Linked DNA regions of Homo sapiens: region 1 is linked to region 2. Evidence: chromatin contacts called from ENCODE Hi-C or POLR2A ChIA-PET data. All regions are on one chromosome and are shown on one strand. Each heading gives the region's core, a stretch centred on a gene start or an enhancer-like site at or near the end of the contact. The rest is flanking DNA. Distances are from core to core; before and after follow the strand shown. Region 1 holds the start of YARS1 (tyrosyl-tRNA synthetase 1). Region 2 holds the start of SRRM1 (serine and arginine repetitive matrix 1).

Region 1 (5,469 bases), core at 1,642-4,141, 8.2 Mb before region 2:
CTGGAACCCAGGAAGCGGAGGTTGCAGTGAACTGAGATCGCACCACTGCACTCCAGCCTGGGTGACAGAGCGAGACTCCATCTCAAAAAAAAAAAAAAAAAAAAGCATAGGAACGGTAGGAAAAAAGAGTGCTAAACTGGTAGGGAATTTCCCCTAGACCCTGCTTGAAATTATCTAATATACTCTACTCTTATCTAGTTTAATCCAGCACTCAACCATATTGTCACTGAAGACCAGACTAGGTAGACATCTGAAATATCCGGCAAATTATGCAAATTAATGTTCACTGAACTATCCTTTATAGAGGTACTGGACCTCAGCAATTCACTTCAAGTCTCTGAACTTCAATACAGATGAGAACATGCATCTAAAAAGGGGGTAAATACTGTTAACTTCAAACACAGATTATCATGAGAAAAAATAGGATGTTTATGAAAGTACTCTAAACCTAAAAGTTCTATACTAAAAAAACATGGTATTTAATGAATGTGCAAGGGGGGAAATCCTCATATAAAACTGAAGTTCTTCAGTGAAATTCCAAAGACAGCCTTACTTATTACTTCTCTGTCAAAAGAAGGCTTGCTTACTTCTCTGTCTACCATCTACCACCTTTCTTAGCACTTGTCTGGTAACCTCCACTTAAAATATGGGGACCCCTTTATTTTTTTATTTTATTTTTATTTTTGAGACAGGGTCTCACTCAATCACCCAGGCTGAAATGCAGTGGCGTGATCTGGGCTCACTGCAACCTCTGCCTCCCAGTTTCAAGCGATTCTCATGCCACAGCCTCCCAGTAGCTGGGATTACAGGCGTCCACCATGCTAGGCTAATTTTTGTATTTACAGTAGAGATGGGGTTTTGCTATGTTGGCCAGTCTAGTCTTGAACTCCTGGCCTCAAGCAATCCTCCGGCCTCGGCCTCCCCAAGTGCTGGGATTACAGGCGTGAGCCACCATGTCTGGCCATATCCCTTCATTTTTAAGGGAAGAATATTTTTCCGATCTTCTAATTCTATTTCTTAGTTCCTCTACACCCCATCCTTTCTGTGACCCCATTCTGTCCTTCCACATCTCTCTCACCTGTCCACCCCCTTCTTCACACTTCAGTTTACCACCCCCTCTCTGTTCTCGAACCTCCTGGTTGCAACCTCAGAAACTGGTTCCCTTTCTATTTTTATCTCACCTCAGAAAACCTACTGCCTTCGAGCACAAAGCCTTACTTTATTGAGGCCACTAAAACTGCAACACCAGATGCAAGCCCACATCCTCTTTCAAGCTCTAAAGTCAAGACCATTACCAAGCAGGGTCTGACAGGTACAGCCAAGAGCAGAGATTATTTCCAGTGGACAAGACTTCCCCCTGGCCTTTGATTTCCAACCTTTCCCAAATGCAATACATGTGAAGCACACAGCACGAAACGCACTCAGCAGGCTTTATCACTCCATAAAAAATAGGCACAACATTTACAAAAAATCAAAAAGAACTGAAATTATCTGTAACAGTTTTGCAAATTCCTTCGAAGTAACTAAAAACACTGCAGGACGGAAAAAACAACCCAGGGCTGCAAATCTTTGCTTTAGGTAACATTTCACTAGATGAGGGTGCCAGGATTCTCCTCCCACATGGACACAGAGAACAGATGCGCTAAGCTGCAGCAACAGGTTTCTTTTCAAAAAGAAAATGTGCTTTAAAACACTTCAGGCAGGTCTGGTAGAGCTTGGAGTCCCTAATAAATACACAAAACACCGGAGATCAGGTTAGGGCAGGCCGTGGGCAATTCAACCACTTCTAGGACCTTTCCAGGGCCCACTGAGGTAATAACTGCTTTCCCTCTTGCCCTGGAAGTAACTGGTGACGCCGCCTCCAGCCCTTGAGGAGCCGGAGAAAGGGTGGCCCAGGCCCAACCTTTGGAGGATACTGCCTTGGCTCTCTCTCACAAATGCAACGGCCCGGGACGGTGTCGCCTTCCAGGAAGGGCCTTTGCGTCTCCCTCCCCCGGGGACACCGCGAATTCCCGCCTCCCGGCGGAAAGCGGGAGAAGCGAGAGTTTTCTCCCCGCCCCTCCCCCAGTAGGGGCAAACCCGCCCCTCAGCAGGCCTGTGCTGTGCGCTCCTCTCCCGGGGACCACCGTCCTCAGATCTCCCCAGGGAATGGGTCGTCCTCTTCCTGCCCCCACCCGCGAGACGCGGCAGAAAAGCCCGCGGCTATCTTCCCGCCAGCAACAGCCTCCCGCCGAGCCGGCCGGGACAGAGGCGGCCCCCACCCCCACTGGGCAGGGGACTGCAGACGGCGCTCCCCGACTCTCAAGACGACCAGGGAGCTTCCCTTTTCCTCAGCGGGGTGAGGGGCATCTGTCGCCCGCCGACTTGGAGGTGGAGGGGCAGGGACATTCCCTCGCCATCACCTCAGGAGCTAGAACGCGCCCTTCTCGCAGCAGGGCGTGGGCCTCCCAATCCCTCCAAGGGGCGGACGGCGTGCGCAACCCCCTGGAGAAGCAACAGGCGCCCCCATCCCCCTCCAAGCCGGGTAACGCCGACCCCCTCGTCCCTCCCGCTCTTCACCTCCGGAAGCCGGGCCAAAGCCTGGGCGAACGACTGCGCCTCACTCCGCCCCCTGCGCCATTTTATCGCCCCCTCCCCGACCTCCCCTACCCCGAGTCAGCCGGGCCAACACCAGGGGGAGGGCAAACCAGCAGTGATTGGCAGGAAACCGTCCCGCCTCTAGGAGGGTTGTGCCCCGCTCAGGCGCCTCAGCCCCGCCCTCCGCACCGCCCACCGTGCCCACTGGCTCCACCTTTTCCCGTCTCATCGACCTGCTCGACTCTCTGCTGCTCCTCACTTTTTCCGGCCGCTGCCGGAGGGGTCCAGGCCGAGTAAGCGGAGCGCCGAGCCCAGCTGATGCAACCTGGCTGGACTCGCGTGACAGTTCCCGGCACGCGGCGGCGACGGTGACCCAGGAAGGGGCTCTGGTGCCGGGCTGAGCGGGGGAAGCAGGGGTAGCGGAGCCATGGGGGACGCTCCCAGCCCTGAAGAGAAACTGCACCTTATCACCCGGAACCTGCAGGTCAGGCCTGGGGGTTGGAAATGCGCCGTTGGGGATTAGGAGCCCGAGGTTCAGTGATTTTGAGCCCCATTACGGGGTTCTAAGTATGTGGGGCCGGGGACTCGGCGCTGGCGCAGCTCTGAGAGAGCCTGTAGATCTCACTGCTGGTCGGTCAGTCAATCAAGCAGCCCTTCCCTGGGTTCCCCAGAAATCACAGTGGGCTCACCTCTTGCGTCCAGTTGTCTTGTGTTGGAGCCAAACTTTGAATCCAGGACTCCCATTCCACCCCCCTATTAAGTGCCAGACGTGGTGCTTAGTCGCTGGGGATACGTCAAGGGCCTGCCAGAGCTTGTCTGAAGGGGATCAGACGTTAAAAATGACCCATTACGGTTCAAGTAAGTACTGGAAGATGCTATACTGGGAGCTTTAAAGGGAAAGAGAGAAGGGAAGGCTTCCCTGAGGAAGTGACCTCCAAACTGCGCCTTGAAGGAAATGGATCCCCCCCCCTCACTCCACAAATGTTCCGTTTGTTACCAAGAACTACAGGAGTAGAAGTGAACCAGAGGAAGAATGGAAGAATAAGGAGGGAGAGCATTTCAGATGGAGGAAACAGAAATTGTGGCAAATTTAGCTGGAGTGGAGTGAGCAAAGTTATGAGGAAGCACTTAAATATTTATATTGCTTACCCCTTAACTTTTTCAGGCTTCTGACTGTTGTCACCTTATCAGCGACGCATGATTTCCGACCACTTTATTTAAATAACAAACCCTCTGGCACCAGAACTGCCCCATACCTTGCTCTGCCTTTTTTTTGTTATTGTTTCTACATAGTATACATTTTATTTATTTGTTTAAGAGAGGTAGGCAGGGACCAAGTCACGGGAGCCTTGCAGGCCTTATTCTGTTCAATTTTAAATTGGGCTTCCTTCTAAGAGTAGTGATAAATCAGTTGGGCCACACAGCCTGTTCTGTTTTTTCTTTTTAGAGATGTACTTCACATACTATAAAATTCACCCTTTTAAAGTGCACAATTCAGTGGGTTTTAGTATGTTCACAAGGTTGTGCAACCATCACACTATCTTTTTTTTTTTTTTTTTTTTTGAGGCGGAGTCTCGCTCTGTCGCCCAGGCTGGAGTGCAGTGGCCCAATCTCGGCTCATTGCAACCTCCGCCTCCCAGGTTCACGCCATTCTCCTGCCTCAGCCTCCCGAGTAGCTGGGACTACAGGTGACCGCCCCCACGCCCGGCTAATTTTTTGTATTTTTAGTAGAGACGGGGTTTCACCGTGTTAGCCAGGGTGGTCTCGATCTCCTGACCTCGTGATCCACCCTCCTTGGCCTCCCAGAGTGCTGGGATTACAGGCGTGAGCCACGGCTCCCGGCCACAACCATCACACTATCTAATAAAACTTGCACCCGTTAGCAGACGCTACCTATTACCCACTACTCCTAGCCTTAGAGAAACACTAATCTACTCTCTGTCTCCAGGTATTTGCGTATTCTGGGCATTTCCTGTAACTAGAATCATACAATATGTTTGTTGTGTCTGACTTTTTGCACTTAGCATAATGTTTTCAAAGTTCATGCATGTATTTGCACCTAGCAGAACGTCATTCCTTTTTATGGTTGAATGATACTCTGTTGTATGGATATACATTTTGTTTATCCGTTCATCAGTTGATGGACATTTGGGTTATTCCATTTACAACTTAGTCTTAACCAAAGGTTTTTGCACGCTTCCCCTAGCTAGATTCTTTGTTTCCTATTCTCTCTCCATAAAATAGTGCTGGTTGGAGACTAAAAATACACAAAACTATTAGAATTGACTCAATTGGGTTTTTTGTTTTGGGGATTTTTTTTCTGGAACGGAGTTTATCTCTTGTCGGCCAGGCTGGAGTGCAATGGCACAATCTCAGCTCACTGCAACCTCTGCCTCCTGGGCTCAAGTGATTCTCCTGCCTCAGCCTCCTGAGTAGCTGGGATTACAGACGTGCACCACCACGCCGGGCTAATTTTTGTATTTTTAGTAGAGACGGGGTTTCACCATGCTGGCCAGGCTGGTCTCAAATTCCTGACCTCAAGTTATCCGCCAAATTCGGCGTCCCAAAGTGCTGGGATTACAGAGTGAGCCACAGTGCCCGGCCTCACTCAGGTTTTAAAGGCTAAGTAATGTGACATCTTCTTGGATGGTGAGAACCCTCCAAGTGTCCACGTTGTCAGGGGTGCTCTTGAGCATGCGGGATCAGCTGCCAAAAGACTTGGAGCACAGGAGTTTAACAAGTCCTGGTAAAACATGATTCAAACCAGCAGTCTATCATGGTTTCTGACAGCCTCCCAAAACCGTAACTTGAGGAAACACTACAACCTCTTATCGGGGTACACTGGCCTGTTAGAATTTTTCCAATACTGTCATAGGACAAAAAGAAATCATT
Region 2 (5,738 bases), core at 2,461-4,960:
AATTACAAACAATAAGTTTGATTTTTCACCTGTGTAGCTTTCAAAACTATGCACCTTCACTAAACTTCCAGCCTTAATAGTTGTTTACAAAGTGAATTCTTTTCACAACAAACATTGTAAAATAACCCTTCTATATTTGCACTCCATAGAAAAAATTCAGTTTCCAAAGATTCACAAATTATATCACATATTCAGAAACAAGAGCCATTTGTATATTAGTACCTTCACTTCCAGCTGGTTGAATATAAACTCAATCACAACATCATCTTCAAACCCAAGGATTTCCGTTACTCTTTTTGTTATCCAAGGCTTTATAACCTCCAAATTTACTTTGCTCATGTCCACCTGATGAAACATAGAAACAATTAAGTACAACTTCACAATCCTAAAAAAAAATGCTCAAGTTAGAGTTCTGTCTACCAAAGTTCCTTTTAGCTTAGTTTTTTTGTTTGGCATAGTAGAATCTGCTAATTTTTTTTTTTTTTTTTTGAGACAGAGTCTTGCACTCTTGCCCAGGCTGGAGTGCAGTGGTGCTCAGCTCACTGCAAGCTCCGCCTCCCAGGTTCGTGCCATTCTCCTGCCTCAGCCTCCCAATTAGCTGGGATTACAGGCACCCGCCACCACGCCCGGCTAATTTTTTGTATTTTTAGTAGAGACAGGGTTTCACCGTGTTAGCCAGGATGGTCTCAATCTCCTGACATTGTGATTTGCCCGCCTCGGCCTCCCAAAGTGCTGGGATTACAGGCGTGAGCCACCTCGCCCAGCCACAATCTGCTAATTCTTATATGGCTGTGCCACGTGTGGTGGCTAAAAGGTGGTTAATGTTCAATTATGTTTTTCTTAGCATTCAAGTTACAATGCATCTCCAAAACAACCCCAGAACTTGAGTCAAGTAAGTGTGCTATAAAGATGCACAACAGTCTCATCCAGAAGAATACCTTTTTTTCTAGGCATTCTGCAAATTTCAGCTGCTTCAGTAGTTTCTTCTGTTTGTTGCTGAACCGATTATCCTGTTCTGCACTTGTTCCCTGCAGGAAGAGAACCACATCTTAACTAAGGGTTCAAAGTTAAATCCTTACTTTTTATCACCTACGACCTTTATAGCCAAAATAGGGTAACCAAGTAAACACAATACCAAACTAGTTTTCATAGATGAGAAATGCATACTCCTTCCCCAATGTAGCTGATACTTGGAAAACTTGACTGGATTTTTAAATTATCAAGTATATGTTCATCATAAGTCAAACCTAAAACAACAGTATACAGCATAAAGCCAACACCTCCTCATATCCAATGTTAGATTTGATTTGTATCCTTTCACACCTTTTCCTATGCTAATAGATACGTAGGGCTTTTCTGTTTAAATGAGAACACATTGAAGTATTTGAAATTTCATTCTTTTTTGAAAGCCAGTTGCATGCTTGCAAAACTACTGTGGCAATGCATACAAACAGGGTGAAAGGAAAAAAGAACATCCCAGGACTGTGCTGTTAGTCTTCTACAACTTTTAGGAACTTGGAATGAGTGAAGAAGACAGGGTTACCTAAATAAACTCAATTTCAGCAAAGAACCTGGAAAAATGAAAGCTTACAAATACTACCTTAGATCATCGAGTGATCACTAATTATTCTTTTCATTTTGTCATTCCTACTGGCCCAATTAAACACGGAAATAACTGGCTGTGCCATCTGAAATGTACTGATTGGTTCACTGAGTTGGCCACAGTCCCCTGGAAAGCGATCAAAAAAAATTTTGTTTGAGAAGGTAAAAACTGTGCCACTACTTAGCCGTAAGATCGTAAACCAAGTTACCCAGCCTCTCTGAGGATAGTTCCTTCCCTGCTAAAATAGAGGTATAGAAACCTACTCTGCAGGGTTGCTGTGTACATACCAGAAATAACATATGTAAAGTATCTGGCATGTGGAAGAAGTTCATTGAATGGAAGATATAACTTCTATACTACCTGAAATAGTTCATCTGGTTGGCAGGGTACTAGATAATGACCCTAAAATATTTTAACTTGGATCTTAAATCCAGTTAACTCTTGTATTTAAGCAATTGTAGGCTGTGTACTAAAAACTCGCCCCTCTCCCAGACCTTTACCAATACCACAAGCAAACTTCATGTTAAAATTTGCTCATCAATCACCTTACTCTTTTATTTATTTGGACTCCTTTCCACAGAAAATATTTTGACAAAAGTCAGAAAAGGCTTTCACTTGTTTCAAAATACTACTTGCACTGCAGAAAATATTGAATATTTACTACAAAACACTTTGATGGAAATTACAAAATGGACAGTTCATAAGCAGTTTGCAAATTCGATACGCTAATCTGAAACTATCATTCCAAAATAAGTATCTTACTGTTTGCCTAAGAACAGCTGGTTGTTCTTAGGTAAAATACTTGGGGGATAACATTCTAACATGACGAAAAACTCGTTGGCATATTTAAAGCCAATTAAAGAAGGATTTCAATGTCCAATTCGGAGTGTCCAAAGATATTTTTACTAAAGTTCTGGCCCTCCTCCCTTCCAATTTTTCCTTTGAAAACACACAAACTGCAAATTACATGCTCTAAAGAGAAGAGCTAACGTGTATTTCAGAAAACGGATATATTGGCTTAGATCAACTAGTTTCTATACGACTTCATTCTGCATTAACAGTTTGCAAGCCCTGAGAGACCAATGGTGCTCAACTCTAGTCCTGTGTCCCTTCTAGATCTTGATCTAGTACTAATTTCCTACAGGAGGGGACTATGGGACACACAGGCTCCAGCACGAGCCTGATAAAGTGTGGGCCCCGAGAACCAACTACGACGGAGTAACTTCCCTGCCTGCAGGCGATGGGCAGACGACGCTGGCAGAGCCTAGGTAAGAGTTACCTTTCACCAGCGGACTCCAAGAGTAAAACACGATGGTGGCGGGTGGTGAGGGATGTGGAGGGCGGGAAGGAATTGAATCACTCCACAACCTGCCTCCATACCCGCGCATAGTTTTCGTTGCACCCTCTACCCTCACAGAACCTTAAATTCACATTGTCCCAACAAGTTATCTACGTCCCCCTCCCTGAAGGGATATCAAATTGGGCGGGAGCTCCCGCGAACCCTGACCTGGCGCCTCCACGAAGGCTTAGGACCTGGAGGGAGGACGTTGGGGGGCGGGGAGGGCGCTTTTTCAAAAAAAGCCGCTGAATGCTTCTTCCTGTTCTCCCTCCCCTAAGGTGCTCTCCCAAGATGTACCCCCAAACCATATTCTCCCTGCCCTGCCGCCACCAGTGACCTTAGGGCTTTCCTTTGGCCTCCCACTCGGGACTTCCTCCTCCGGCTCCGCTAGGCCCCAGGACCCGGCGGCACGCACGGCGCTCGGCCTGCAGGCCCCGCCAGGCAGGCGGGCAGCGAGGTACCATCCCGGCCCATTCCCGCCGCCATTTTCCGGCCACCGTCGCCGCCGCGTAGGGGGGACCATTCCGGAGGAGGAGACTGCGCAGGGGCGCACCGGTCTCCGCCGCAGCGCACGGGGGGGGGGGGGGTGCGCCGGCTCTAGGAGGAATCCTTAAGATCTCCGAAGCTCCCCTCGCTGGCCACCCTGTGCCAAGCTAAGGTCTCCTACCAGGCCTTACCGAGAAGTCCCTGGCCTCACCCCGGCGCCCGGCGCTTCTACTTACGCGGAAAAATCCCGCGTCCATCTTGCCGCCTCGCTCGGAGATCGCTCCCTATCCCAGGGTACACCGCGCCGCCGCGACGGAGGGCGGGACCGGCGGAGGGAAAGCCGAGCGCCGGGACGCAGCGCGCGTCGTTGCGCCCGCCCCCTCCGGCCGACACGAGGCCGCGCCTGCTCAGTGCGCCGAGAGCCCGCCACGCGTGCGCACGAGCGCCAGCGGGGGCGGGCTTCTGTCAGGCCCTAAACTCCCCGGTAGGTAGTGGAGGAGGCGAACCTGACGACCGCAGCCAATGGGAGCAAAAGGGAAGGCCGTCGAGTCGCCCCGCCCTGCAAGTCCTTTTGTGGCGCGTGACCATCCTTGTTCGCGCAATGTGACGTGACCCATCCTTCGACCCGTAGTGGAAGAGGCTTGGCGTCCTGGAGTTCCATGAAGCGATTGAAGAGAAAGGCTGTTACCTCAGAGTGACGCGGGCGAGGCGGCCCGTGCGCCGACGAGAGGCCTGCGGCTTCCCTCTCGTTGTGAAAGTTGTGATTGTGTAGGTTTTACGCGTTTACCAGACGAGAGAGGATTGTCTGTAAAGCGGTCGAGCCTGGCAGCAGACATGAAATCTGCCTTGTAGCTCAGCTTGCTCAGCCTTTGGAGGAAGCTGGAAGTGTCCAGTAGATGGGTTTCGGTTTCGGCGGCCCGGTAATCACGCCGCTGGGCAGGACGCCCGCCAGAGAGCCGTGGTCCTCGGGCTCTGCCTCGGGCTCTCCCCAGCCCGGGTCTCGGACTCCGAGAAGCACCAGCTTCCTCGCAGCGCCTCGCCTGGCCGCCCTGGTGCCTCTGCTCTGGCTGCGAGGGCCTTGGGTTGGATGCGCACTGCTAGATTTTCTTATTTTGAAAATTATTGGCCGGGCGCGGTGGCTCACGCCTGTAATCCCAGCACTTTGGGAGGCCGAGGCGGGCGGATCACGAGGTCAGGAGATCGAGACCATCCTGGCTAACACGGTGAAACCCCGTCTCTACTAAAAATACAAAAAATTAGCTGGGCGTGGTGGCGGGCGTCTGTAGTCCCAGCTACTCGGGAGGCTGAGGCAGGAGAATGGCATTAACCCGGGAGGTGGAGCTTGCAGTGAGCCGAGATCACGCCACTGCACTCCAGCCTGGGTGACAGAGCGAGACTGTCTCAAAAAAAAAAGTTATTTTTATCTAATAAAGCAGAGATGGGGGTCTCGCTCTGTTGCTGGTCTCGAACTCCTGGCCTCCCAAAGTGCAGGGACTTCAGGCCTGAGCCACCGCGCCCGGCCCCACTCTGCCAGCTTTTTCGCAAGCGCTTCTCGCCCTTCTCGCTTCCCTTTCTCGGAGGGAAAGCCGGCGTCCCTTTCTCAGAAAGGCCTCCTCCGGCCATCTTTTGCATCGTTCCCGCCCCCACACACACTCTCGCCTCCCTTTTCTCTTTTTTTCCATGGCACTTAGCCCACCTGAAAGTATGTGTGTGTTTGCTCTCGTGGCTGGAGACACTAGCTGTGTGCTGGAGACATCCCTGCATCTCCAGCTCAGACTTCTCTCTTGACCGTCCCACGTGCCCCAAGTTGAAATCCTGATTCCTTCGCCCTCCATCCACCAAAACCACAAACCACCTGCCCTTCCCAGGGTCTTCCCTGGCTCCCGCTGACCGCAGTGGCTTTCCTTTGGTGTAGGACGCAAGCGTGTGTTACTCTTGACTCCTTTCCTTTACCTCGGCTTTCAAACCATCAAGAAACCCTCCCTGCTGTCATCGTGGTTCAGGGCACCATCGTCTCTTCCCTGAACTGCGCTAACCCCCTAAGTGGTCTTCCTGCTTCTACCCTGGCCACTCAGCATCTACTCTAAGTGTAGCCGGCAGGGTAGTTCTGTTAGAAAACCTTAATCAGACACTTTTCTCAAAACCTTCCAGCAGCCTCTCATTTTTGTTAGAACAAAAGCCAAAATCCTACCTGATGCACGCTATTTCGTCTTTGATGTAATCTAGAATGCTCTACTTCCAGATATCTTTTTTTTTTTTTTTTGAGACCGAGTCTCGCTCTGTCGCCCAGGCTGAAGTGCAGTGGCGCGA

The links. Hi-C counts contacts between places; a loop is a spot of excess contacts on that map. ChIA-PET counts read pairs that join two places held with the same protein, here RNA polymerase II (POLR2A). Pooled maps may share reads with other maps.
Region 1: a map of naive thymus-derived CD4-positive, alpha-beta T cell shows a loop between it and region 2 (33-fold over the local background). The contact joins the promoter of YARS1 here to the promoter of SRRM1 in region 2. A Hi-C loop is called at or near these places in 1 of 168 maps with a recorded cell type or tissue (naive thymus-derived CD4-positive, alpha-beta T cell) and 4 of 50 pooled maps. POLR2A ChIA-PET finds 5 or more read pairs at or near these places in 1 of 52 experiments (RWPE1).

The regions. Positions count from the first base shown.
Region 1 is chr1:32,814,780-32,820,248 of GRCh38, reverse strand. It overlaps YARS1 (tyrosyl-tRNA synthetase 1), which reads left to right and starts at 2,891. Exons shown (of 13, transcript NM_003680.4): 1 at 2,891-3,061. The coding sequence starts at 3,005. It overlaps S100PBP (S100P binding protein), which reads right to left and starts at 2,596. Exons shown (of 7, transcript NM_022753.4): 1 at 2,560-2,596. RefSeq lists enhancers at 1,640-1,749, 2,183-2,352, 2,720-3,029, 2,778-3,277, 3,278-3,779 and 2 more.
Region 2 is chr1:24,641,274-24,647,011 of GRCh38, reverse strand. SRRM1 (serine and arginine repetitive matrix 1) reads right to left here and starts at 3,710. Exons shown (of 17, transcript NM_005839.4): 1 at 3,665-3,710; 2 at 939-1,028; 3 at 223-345. The coding sequence starts at 3,685. RefSeq lists silencers at 3,329-3,388, 3,649-3,968 and an enhancer at 4,039-4,138.